2 separate regions of the Homo sapiens genome follow, and region 2 is linked to region 1. The links are chromatin loops, found by intact Hi-C in ENCODE. Cell type or tissue: PC-3. All regions are shown on one strand. Each heading gives the region's core, and the rest is flanking DNA. Links, peaks and the distances in the headings are about the cores only. Region 1 overlaps BMP5 (bone morphogenetic protein 5). Region 2 overlaps BMP5 (bone morphogenetic protein 5).

What was found. Peaks named below come from ENCODE experiments on the same cell type or tissue, not always from the same donor. Only the 100,000 strongest peaks of a DNase experiment are listed, where the experiment ranks them.
Region 2: a loop joins it to region 1, with 9 times the contacts of the local background. A loop is called at or near these places in 1 of 110 quality-filtered maps.

Annotation. Positions count from the first base shown.
Region 1 is chr6:55,791,329-55,796,723 of GRCh38, reverse strand. BMP5 (bone morphogenetic protein 5) reads left to right here. Exons shown (of 7, transcript NM_021073.4): 3 at 2,297-2,445. Among named protein-coding and RNA genes, the nearest start is that of BMP5, 82 kb to the left of the region's middle. In PC-3, for the core only: no CTCF peak of the experiment used is centred there; a DNase peak (open chromatin) is centred at 2,093; H3K27ac peaks cover 1,237 bases.
Region 2 is chr6:55,863,102-55,868,496 of GRCh38, reverse strand. All of the region lies in intron 1 of BMP5 (bone morphogenetic protein 5), which reads left to right. Among named protein-coding and RNA genes, the nearest start is that of BMP5, 9.8 kb to the left of the region's middle. In PC-3, for the core only: no CTCF peak of the experiment used is centred there; DNase peaks (open chromatin) are centred at 2,166 and 3,956; H3K4me3 peaks cover 411 bases; H3K27ac peaks cover 4,104 bases.

The DNA.
Region 1 (5,395 bases), core at 117-5,116:
AATTGAACAATGAGAACATATGGGCACAGGAAGGGGAACATCACACTCTGGGGACTGTTGTGGGGTGGGGGGAGGGGGAAGGGATAGCATTGGGAGATATACCTAATGCTAGATGACGAGTTGGTAGGTGCAGCGCACCAGCATGGCACATATATACATATGTAACTAACCTGCACATTGTGCACATGGACCCTAAAACTTAAAGTATAATAATAAAAAAAAAGAAAAAAAATACAAATTCCATAAGAAAAAAATATATATATATACATTTAAACTGGAACTGTCTCCTTCATAGACATGCTGGAAAGTTTTGGGATTTGAACATGGAGAGTTTGGAGAATTTTTTTTTCCTGAAGAGATGGCACAATTTAAAAATAATAGAAAATATCATTGAAATGACTACCAAAAGAAATTTGTTAATTTTGCTTCTGAAAGTTTACCTCCTTGTTCTTTTTTGTTTTTCATGTCTTTATTAATATCATGCCAAGGGATGACATTATGAGCCTTGCAGAATTGATTAGGACATTTTTGCCATATTTCAAATGAAAGCAGACCTGAAATCAGTGTAGCACTCAAGTATTTCCCAAGGTACAGGGTGACTGCTCCTGTTTAAGAAGTGAACAGTGTAAATGAGTTAATTCCAAGATTAAGGTCTCAGAGATATTTACCAAATATCTCAAAACTTTAAGACAATTCTTATTTTCTTGTCTGCTTATTTGGAGGATTTTTCAATTTAGGAGGAAGAGGAAGAATTTAACTGACCTGCTATCACACTGGGACTATAAAGGGTTCTACAAATTCTAGTGAGAACTAAAGGAATCATTTTACTGCTTTGTATGATATGCTTGTTATAAGTCTGCAGTATCTAAAACTGAATCCTATATCAGATGTGAAAAAAGCAAGCGTTTCAATCCTTCCTTTGGTAAACACTATGACTGTAATTGTGAAAAGACAATAAAACATTCATAGTTTGTATTAGGATATTTAGATTATTTCCTTATCATATTACATTTATTTGAATTTCTCTAGATTAATAGAAAAAAATCTAGTTAAGAAACGAAGATGTAGTTTCTAAGATACACATTTTTTAACTTTGTTTTTGTTAAAATGGTTCACTTTTAAATTTGAGTATTTTTCATTAAAAAAGTATGATTTATTAAAAATGTGTTTTCACATTTTGTAAGCCACCCTTAAAGTGACTTCTATGATGTATACAGACAGAAAATGCAGTAAAATAGTATTTAACACAGTATGTTGATATTTAACCTAGTATAATAATATTAAACAATGAATAGCTCTATTGTTTTCTATATAAATAATATGCTCTTAAATAGATTCAATACAATATCAAAGGTCATAAAATGCATAATGGTGTTATTTCTACTCTATCTTGAGGGAGATACAGTGTTTTACAGTTAACCTATTTGAGCCTGAATGTTTTCAATACTAAGGAGCTGTTGTAAAGATTAAATGTCAGAAATAGGTAATTTTAGCTCAGAAACTGCCTGTAGTAAGAGAATAATAAATTATTCATTATAATTCAACAAATGTTTATACATTTATAAATATAATGCTAAAATTAAGATTCAGCAATACAACCATAAACGTTAATAACAGTAACACTGTGCAGATTATTCTAAAATATATAAGTAAGTTCATATTCACAGCCATTACTGTCCCAAGGGGACTTAAGCTTGCAGAAGATATTAACAAAAGTTCTCATAGATTGTGCCACTCAACTCATGGGATTTATCCTTAAACCAGTGGTATTACTCTGTAATACTCTCTTGGTGTTTGGTATCCATAAAATAATTATATAATAAAAATAGAAAAAATATTAGAAAACTCCTTCTAAAACAGATGATTGCATTACATCCTGCCTGTGTTCCATTCATTTGAGAATTCACATTCATCCAAACTGGAACAACTACTTTCATTTGACTCTATTCAGTTTAATCCTTTGTTTTGAGGACTACTTACAGATGGTGGTTACCGGGAACACTGATGACCAGGGATCAAATTAAGAGCACTAAGTCAGTTTATAAAGGCCAATGAAAAGCAGGAAAATGGAAATTACTTTCAGATAGAGATTACTAATTTGTACCAGGTTTGGTTGGGAGCCTAGTAACAAAGGTTTTGTATCTTATTACTCATCACTTGAGTCACTTGTTCCTCTTGTTCTTTAACTAACTGCTGTTATTTTACAAACTGCTTTTGTAATGTTTTCACTTAAGTCTAGGAAATAATGATGTTCATTTAAACCTTTAACTTTTTTTGTTGTTCCTTTTCTTTTTAGGGATGCAGATCTGTTCTTGTTAGACACAAGAAAGGCCCAAGCTTTAGATGTGGGTTGGCTTGTCTTTGATATCACTGTGACCAGCAATCATTGGGTGATTAATCCCCAGAATAATTTGGGCTTACAGCTCTGTGCAGAAACAGGGGATGGTAAGCACTGAATTTTATATATTTTTTTGTGAAGCTTGTTTGACACATTGAGAGTTATCGTTTTTTATGTGATATAACCAATATATGTTTTATATTTATGATGTCCAAGTCAACGCATTCTATAGGGTAGTGCAAAACTATATTAGTTAGTTAATCAATTCAGAACACATTTATCCAATACATTTATTGTCAGGCTCTGGGGTGGGAGGTAAAGAAGACGTAGGTACTGCTACTGTTCTCAAGGAATTTTTAGTCTAGTGTTGAAGACCTGTATATGTAAGTAAGTAGCACTACTCTAATACAACAATACCAAAATAATATAGTTGTGGTGGTTACACAACTATACGATTTGTAAAAATTTATGGAACTGTACATCAAATAAGAATAAATATTACTATATGCAAATTATGTCTTAAAGCTCGACTAAAACAATGATAAATATGTATCAAAAAAGACACTAGGGAAGTAAAGGAGCTACCAATAATACAAAGTGGGAGAGAGGAGATGGGGATGGAATGAGTCACAAAAAACTGCAGAAAAATAATACCAAGTTAGTTCTTTACATATTGCAATGTTTGATCAAAGACTACTGCTCCAGAAGTACTTGTGGAAGGGTCTGTGGGAAATCTTCACTTTTAAGAAGGTCCAGAAGTAATTCTTATGCTCACAAGTATTTACTGGGCACCTACTATATGCCCTAATACTGAAAAATAGTGACACATCAAAGACACCATGGGAAAGCAGAACATACACAGCTAAAGACACCTGGGATGGAGCCAAAAGAGCCACTTGGTGAGATTCTGGAGATATAAAAGTGAGCCAATGCAGATGGCTTTATGAGACTTGCATTTGAGTGATGCACGAGGTAGTAATAACACAATAGTATTAGTGAATGCATATCACAGCACACTGAGGTGTTCAATGGATCTGTGAACATAGGATGGTGACTAGATTTGAGCTATAATCTGAAACACGAAGATGTGATTAGGGGAAGAAGTTGGGGGGCAGGCAATTCAGACACATGGAACAGAATTTGCAGACTGTGGTGATGGTGATACTGGCATATTTGCTCAGAAGGCTCAGGAAGCCAAGGCCAATATATTCAGATCTTTGTTGCCCTTTGATCACTCAAAGTTCAAACACTCTAAACTCAAATCTAGACTTGCAGGTCATTTAAAATTATATTTGTCATGATAGGAGGATAAGACATAATTTAATGGTGTCCTACCTTTAAATACTTAATATTTAATTTTAAATATTTATAAAAAACATCATGGAGATCTACATTGTGCTGTTATTCTCTACCCTAAAAATGTTATCACCAGGGACAGGGAGGATAATTTTTAAAAAGATCATTAATAAGAGAACGTATCTTATTTAAGGTTCACTGCTTCTTGTTGTCACAGAATCAGGCAAGAAAAACATTAGGCCTACAGTCTACCTCCCTCATTTTTCATTGCGGTGTTACACAAAAGCCTTGTTTAATAAACCACAGAGGTAAGTAAAAGCTGTGTCTGTCTTGGACCTTTTTCAAGGAGATTTATTGCTATAAATGCTTAAGACTTCACTATGGCGTTGTTTTACCTGCAGCCAGTTTCATAGCCTATGGATAATACCATTACCGATGCTGTGACTGCAAAGATTGTATATATGGAATGAAGTTCACACACAAATTGAATATATTAAAGGGTTAGTCTAGTGCGTGTTTTATGTGTCTCAAATCTTTTTTTTTTTTTTTTTTTTGAGACGGAGTCTTGCTGTTTGTTGCCCAGGCTGGAGTGCAGTGGCGCAATCTCGGCTCACTGCAAGCTCTGCCTCCCCGATTCAAGCCATTCTCTCGCCTCAGCCTCCCGAGTAGCCGGGACTACAGGCGCCTGCCACCATGCCCGGCTAATTTTTTTGTATTTTTAGTAGAGACGGGGTTTCACCGTGTTAGCCAGGATGGTCTCGATCTCCTGACCTCGTGATCCGCCCGCCTTGGCCTTCCAAAGTGCTGGGATTACAGGCGTGAGCCACCGCGCCCGGCAGGGTCTCAAATCTTGATCTAGAAAAAGAAAGTTCTTACTGAAAGTATTATAGGCAAAGGTTCAGACCTTCCCTATGCTCTCAAATCCAGATTTTTCCATAGCTTTTAATTACAATGTTGAATTTTCATAAACAATTCAAATATTCTGGATTATAGGTTAGAGTACAATTATGGCTTTACGATTATCATTAAAGGATCCTCAGAGTTCAAGCATTATAAATGTAGACTGAGTAAAGCACAAATTTAAATAATCTTCCAAGAATTCTTACAATGTTAAGCTACTGTACATTTATCGTCAGAAATGTGACTGGGAAATTGGCACTGGGGAGGTAAGCCAATCGTTCCTTCCCTGGTATGTGGCCCAAACAAGAAAAATGAAATTAGTGGTATGTGCTTCTCCCACTCTCCTCTTTGGGGATATGCTTGAAATGTCTAACTAAACAAATCAAGAAATCTATGAAATATGATCAGCCTGTTTCCTTTTAATTTCCATCTTCCCTCTTGCTCCACGTGGACTTTCTAAAGTTTCTCTTTTTGTTTTTTCCCCCACTCTTATCTTGTATTGGTTCTCTCTTTTACTATTTCCATAATTTAACTTCTATGTTGTTTTCAATTTATCTTTTTCTCTCTGAGAACTAGTCTATATTTTGACTTTCCCTTTCTCTATGATTAATTTTCTCTTATATTACATGGGTAATTTTACTTTAAATTACTAGTATGTTATTTTTTAGCCTAGAGTAAACTAATGTTTTACTCCTTTAAAAGGTTTCCAAATTCCATATTTGAGAGTTTGGTTTGAAATATACAGCCTTTTGTTGCTTTTCCTTATCTCTTTGATATTGTCTAATTTGAAGAATTTTCAAATGGTTAAACATGCTAGGCTAGCTGGCTTTTTGCTTTTAGGCAGTACTTAAAACAGATTTT
Region 2 (5,395 bases), core at 212-5,211, 72 kb before region 1:
TAAATCAAAAAGAATGCATTAACCTCGGCTTGGAAGGCAGTGAATTAAATACATATTACATAACTCTTAGAAACTAAAACCTTGTATAATTCTGAATAGTTGGATGTTGAAATTAAACTGGAGGTTGTGCTGTTTTATGACTTCTAAGACAATGAAGATCCTTGTCTTCAATATTGTGTTTGTTCAATTTCTTTCTAGAAAAAAAATTAGCAACTTTTATTGTTCTTGTTAAACAGGTTTCCTGGAGTTGTTAGGAATAAAGAAAATAGTTTTAAAATGTCAGGATCAACAGATGTAAATCCTATTTAGATTTTATTCAGGACTATAACACATGTCTAAATCAAGAAAAGATTTATTAACATGTACAAAATCCTTCAGCTATTTTAATGCTATAATGACATGAAAAGTTCAATGTTATTTGTTGTTCTGACTCTGTGATTACCCTTTCTATATAGGAGACACAGCCATCTCCAGAATCTTCAGTTCATGGCATATTACTGCTCACATGACTTTAAAGTTCAATTATAAATTAAATTTAGTTGCTTTCTTTTCTGTGCTTCCATGGCAGAAATAGAGTAGTATACAGGAAGCCAGAATGCTTGGATTGGAATCCCATATTCCACGCTTACTAGCAGCGTGAACTTGAGCAAGTTATTTAAATTATTTGTGCGTCTGGTTGCTTATCTAAAAAGTGCAGATAATAAGATCACCTTCCTCGATGAATGTTGAGATAATCTGCATGAGCAGCTACATAATCTGTGGACCCTGATGCAAATGAAAATGCAAGCCCCTTATTCAAAAATTATTAAGAATTTCAAGATGGTGGCAGCAGAGTATTACACCAAGAGCAGGGCCCTTCTAAGCCCGGGACCCTGTGCAACTGCGCAGGTCACTTGCCCGTGATGCTAGTCCTACATGTTTGATTACATGTTGTGGCAACAGAAACCATGTCCCATTCATCCCTTCCCGCCTGCCCCACCCACTGAGATGTATCAGCATTTCCAGAAGAAAAGAGACAGAATGTGCAAACTGAATTATTTAGGAGAGTTTAAATGATGTTATAATGTTTATAGTGTTGTGGGCAGAGGTTTTGTTTTGTTTTGTTGCAGCAAAACAAGGGATCATATAGTATCTTGGGATGGCAGGGTAGCCTTCACTACTCCTGGGCAGGGGGCATAGTTACCAGAAAGCTCAGAGGAGAGATATGTGGGGAAGGTGCCCTGACAGAAACTGTGGCATTGGGAGAAAGATGCCATGCATCTAATCCTTAGATACTCAGCGGGGGGGATACAGATACCAAGGGATAAATACCCAGACCATATGCTTTGGTCTTCCATTGGTTCACCCTCACTGAAAGCCAGAGAGCCACAGAACCCATTGGTGCAGTTCCTAAAAGTTAGTCTTTTGGTGAGAATAGCAGAATAGGGAAATGTGGAGAGTGGATCTTGAGGTACAAATGGAAGATATTTGGCACAAGTAGATAAATAAACATTGGTTGTTTAGTCAGCAAGTGTTCTAGAATTACTTCAATTTCAGTGCAAGTTACTGATATATATGTTAATCTTTGTATTATTTAGTTAATTTATAGTAAAATTCAAGAGAGAATAATAATTTAGTGTGAGAGATAATTACTTCAGGAGTTGGTGAAATAAAGTGGTAAATATAAGCATGGCATGCTGAAAGAAAAAATCCTTAAATTGTACATGGGTCAATAATTTCAGGTGATATATTAAAACCATTTTAGAGAAAATTGAAATTAAGAAACAAAAATTACCCAGAAAACAGAAGCCCCTAAAACAAGAAAAAGCAGCACTTTCAGATCACAATATGAACTGCGGACTGCAATTGCCAATGAAAAAATTCAGTATGGGAACGAGAAGAATATATGCAAGTATGTAGAGCAAAATGAAGAGCAATATATTTTTCAAATCCCTGTTTATTGTCAATTGTATGCCATACCTCCTGAGATGATCCACGACTGTGTGTTAAAGCTTTTTTGAATTCTGAGTGGAATCATATGATATTCTCACATGCAGCATTCGCATTCCATAGTTAATGTTGCAGGCATAAATAATGTTAGAATGAGGTAGATAGGGATTATTGTCTTTCTTCTTTGCTACCTTTATTCTCCTCTGGCAGACCATCTGTGACTCAGAGAGGCAGAATTTAGTAGTGGAGCAGGTATGTCAGCTATTTAGTTCTCATAAATAATCAAGCACTAAACCTTGAGGCCAGAGCCACTCCCTGCCCTTCAATCACAGAGAAACACTGAATAGAACAACTCCTTTCCAGTACAGTTTGTGTTTTCCATCAAATTTGCTACAGTTGGAAATTTCACTTATATAATTATTAAAAGAGGAAGAGAGGGTGCAACTCAGAAACTGTGTAGGCTCTTCTGCAAATAACCTTGATGCAGACACACAAAAGACTTATTTATCTAGTGGGGAAGCAATGAAGGTTATTAATTAAATATGCTTTATGTCAAAATTTTTGTAGATGTATTCTTTGCTCTGGGTGAAGAAGGGTCATTTGGTTCTCCCTTAACTGTTTTAGTAGGGTTTCAGTGTTAGGGTTTTGGAGCCAGACTGGTTTGAATTCCAGCTGCGTATCCTTGAGCAAACCATTTCACTTCGTTGAAACTATTTCCTCATCTAAGTGGAGCTCATAATACAGAATTGGAGTTAAGACTGTATAATGTAAGGTCCTAGACTTTTGAGCCTACATGAGACAAATACTAAATTAATGGTCTCAACTGCTATTACAACTATTTCTACTAGAATATACTATGGAGATCTAATGTTAGAGGAAATCTACATTCAGCCTACAAGACTTTGTCAAATAAATGCCTTGCTGAAATTCTGAAACATTATGCACATAATTTTTCCTCTGTCTAAAAGAAAAACCTTGAATTTCATTGACTCTTTCTTCAAGCTGGACAGCTGATGGACTCTGTTCCCCCACTAGAGTGCTTTGGAAAAGGTCAGTCTATGTCAGAGCCTTCATGAGACGGACTGTGGTGCTTTCCTCTGAGGACCCAAAAGCAACATTTTCTGTGATTAGCTGCTGAAAGGTGCTTTTCATACTACCTTTGGTCAGAGTCCTAGAACTATTCCATGGTTTTACTTTAATTTTAGATATTACCTGTTCCATTTCCTTGCTTGTTAAGGAGGGGAAACTAATTAGAAGCCAAGGTAGTAATATACAATTAGAAGATATTTGATTGTAAAGACATGGACAGTCTATAAAGAACCCTTTGAAAGAATGTAAAAAAAAAATGAAAAGTTTTTAATGCTTATTTTCATAAGTCAACTCACTTTGAGGGTTTTAATTTTTAAGAAGTTGATTCATGATGAAAATTTAGGTGTATAAACTTTTAAACTCTAAGCAGGAAAGTCACTCTGTTCAAATAATCTTTCAATCCTGGAGCTTTCAGTATTGTCTGTAACTCAAATCATGTCTGAATTTATGATTTATAATTTGCAGCTATTCTCATTACTACTTAAATCATTATTATAATTTTGTTTCTACTTAATACCATTCAGCCTTAAGTATTGTGACTTTCCTCGACGATTTGTTTGGGTTTTTTTTTTCAGATGCGGCTATTAAATATTTTTGTTAATTATCTTGAGTTGTTATAATAACTTATAATTTTTTAAACAGGATGAAAATGTATTTGTTTGGTCTCCAAAGCCACACAAAAGGCCATACATAAACTGTGGACATCTTCTATTACAGGATGCACATTGTAAAATCATCACATTGATTTTTGATATTTCATTATATATTGAGTGGGAAAACATAGATTTATTGTTTTCTCATTATTTGATAAAATGCTGGAAGATAAGTCATTAATATGATGTCTCAGTCTGTTTGTGTTGATGTAACACAATACCTGAGACTGAGTAATTTATAAGGAAAAGTTTGTTTGGCTCATGATTCAGGAGGCTGAGAAATCTAAGATCAGGCAGCCCATTCGATGAGTGTCTCATGCTGTTTTAACTCTTGGTGGAAAGTAGAAGGGAACGTGAGTATGTGCAGAGACACACAAGAGAGACTGGACTTATTACAGCCTGCTCTCAAGGGAACTAATCCATTCCCAGGCGACCAATAACTCCCTCCCTCCCACAAGATGACATTTATCTATTCATAACGGCAGTGCCTTCATAATCCAAGCACCTTTCACAAGGTTCCAATTCCAAACGCTGCCATATTGGGAATCAACTTTCAACATGAGCTTAGGAGAGGACATACTCAAATCGTAGTGATAATTACTGCTAGATTTTTAATTGTGATGGGTAGTTATTAAAATAAGTACAGATTCCAGCTACATATTTATTGATATATTCGAACCACCATTTAAGGTTTTTCTCTTTACACTTTACATTAAAAGTTATCATTCTTCAGTAATTTACATTGAGGAATAATTTTATTTATCAGAATTAAGTGAGCTTTTTTTTTATATGTGTGATGCATTCACGGTTATGCATCTTTAAAAATGGGGGTGTACCTTCTGAGAAACGTTTCTTTAGGTGATTTCATCACTGTACCAATATTATAGAGTGTACTTACACAAACCTAGATGGCATATCCTACTAAACACCTCAGCTAGATGGTAAAGCCTATTGCTCCTAAGCTACACACCTCTATAGCATGTTACTGCACTGAAAACTGTAGGAAATTGTAACACCATGGTAAGTATTTGTTTATTGAAACATATCTGAAAACACGTAATTGGTTGTGCTACATTATGATGGCTATGATGTCACTAGATGATAGGAATTTTTGAGCTCCATTATAATCTTATGAGACCAGTGTTATATATACAATCCATGTTGACCTAAACATTGTCATTATGTGGCTGCTTATCGTATATAAAATTTTCAGGTCTTAGTATGGTTGTAGCAGTGATAATTAAAGGAATAATAACAACAATAAATGTAGTTCCCATGGCAGAGACTGGACTCTGTGATTTTTATGCGTTATTTCAATTTATCCACATCTTAATTCCATAGGTAAATATATTTCTGCCAATGTATTGATGTAAAAATTGAGGGTGTTCTGAGGGTAAATAACTTATAAAAGTCACCCAGCTAGTGAATGGCAGAATCATTACTGGAGCCATGCTCTGGCGACAGTTTTTATATTCTTCACCATTATTCTTTGCTTTGTAACAAAATTTTGAAGAAGTTAAAAAGTATACAACTTTTAACAACAACAATAATAATGGCTTATATTTTTTAAAAGCATCTTTATATACGTTATGTGGTTTGATCTAAATTACCGCAGTATATAGCCCTCAAGGAAGTAGATATGATCCCACAACACACATCTATGGAAACTGGAGTTCTGAAAGGTCATTCATTCAGTCATTTAACAAATATAAGCTGATTACCTA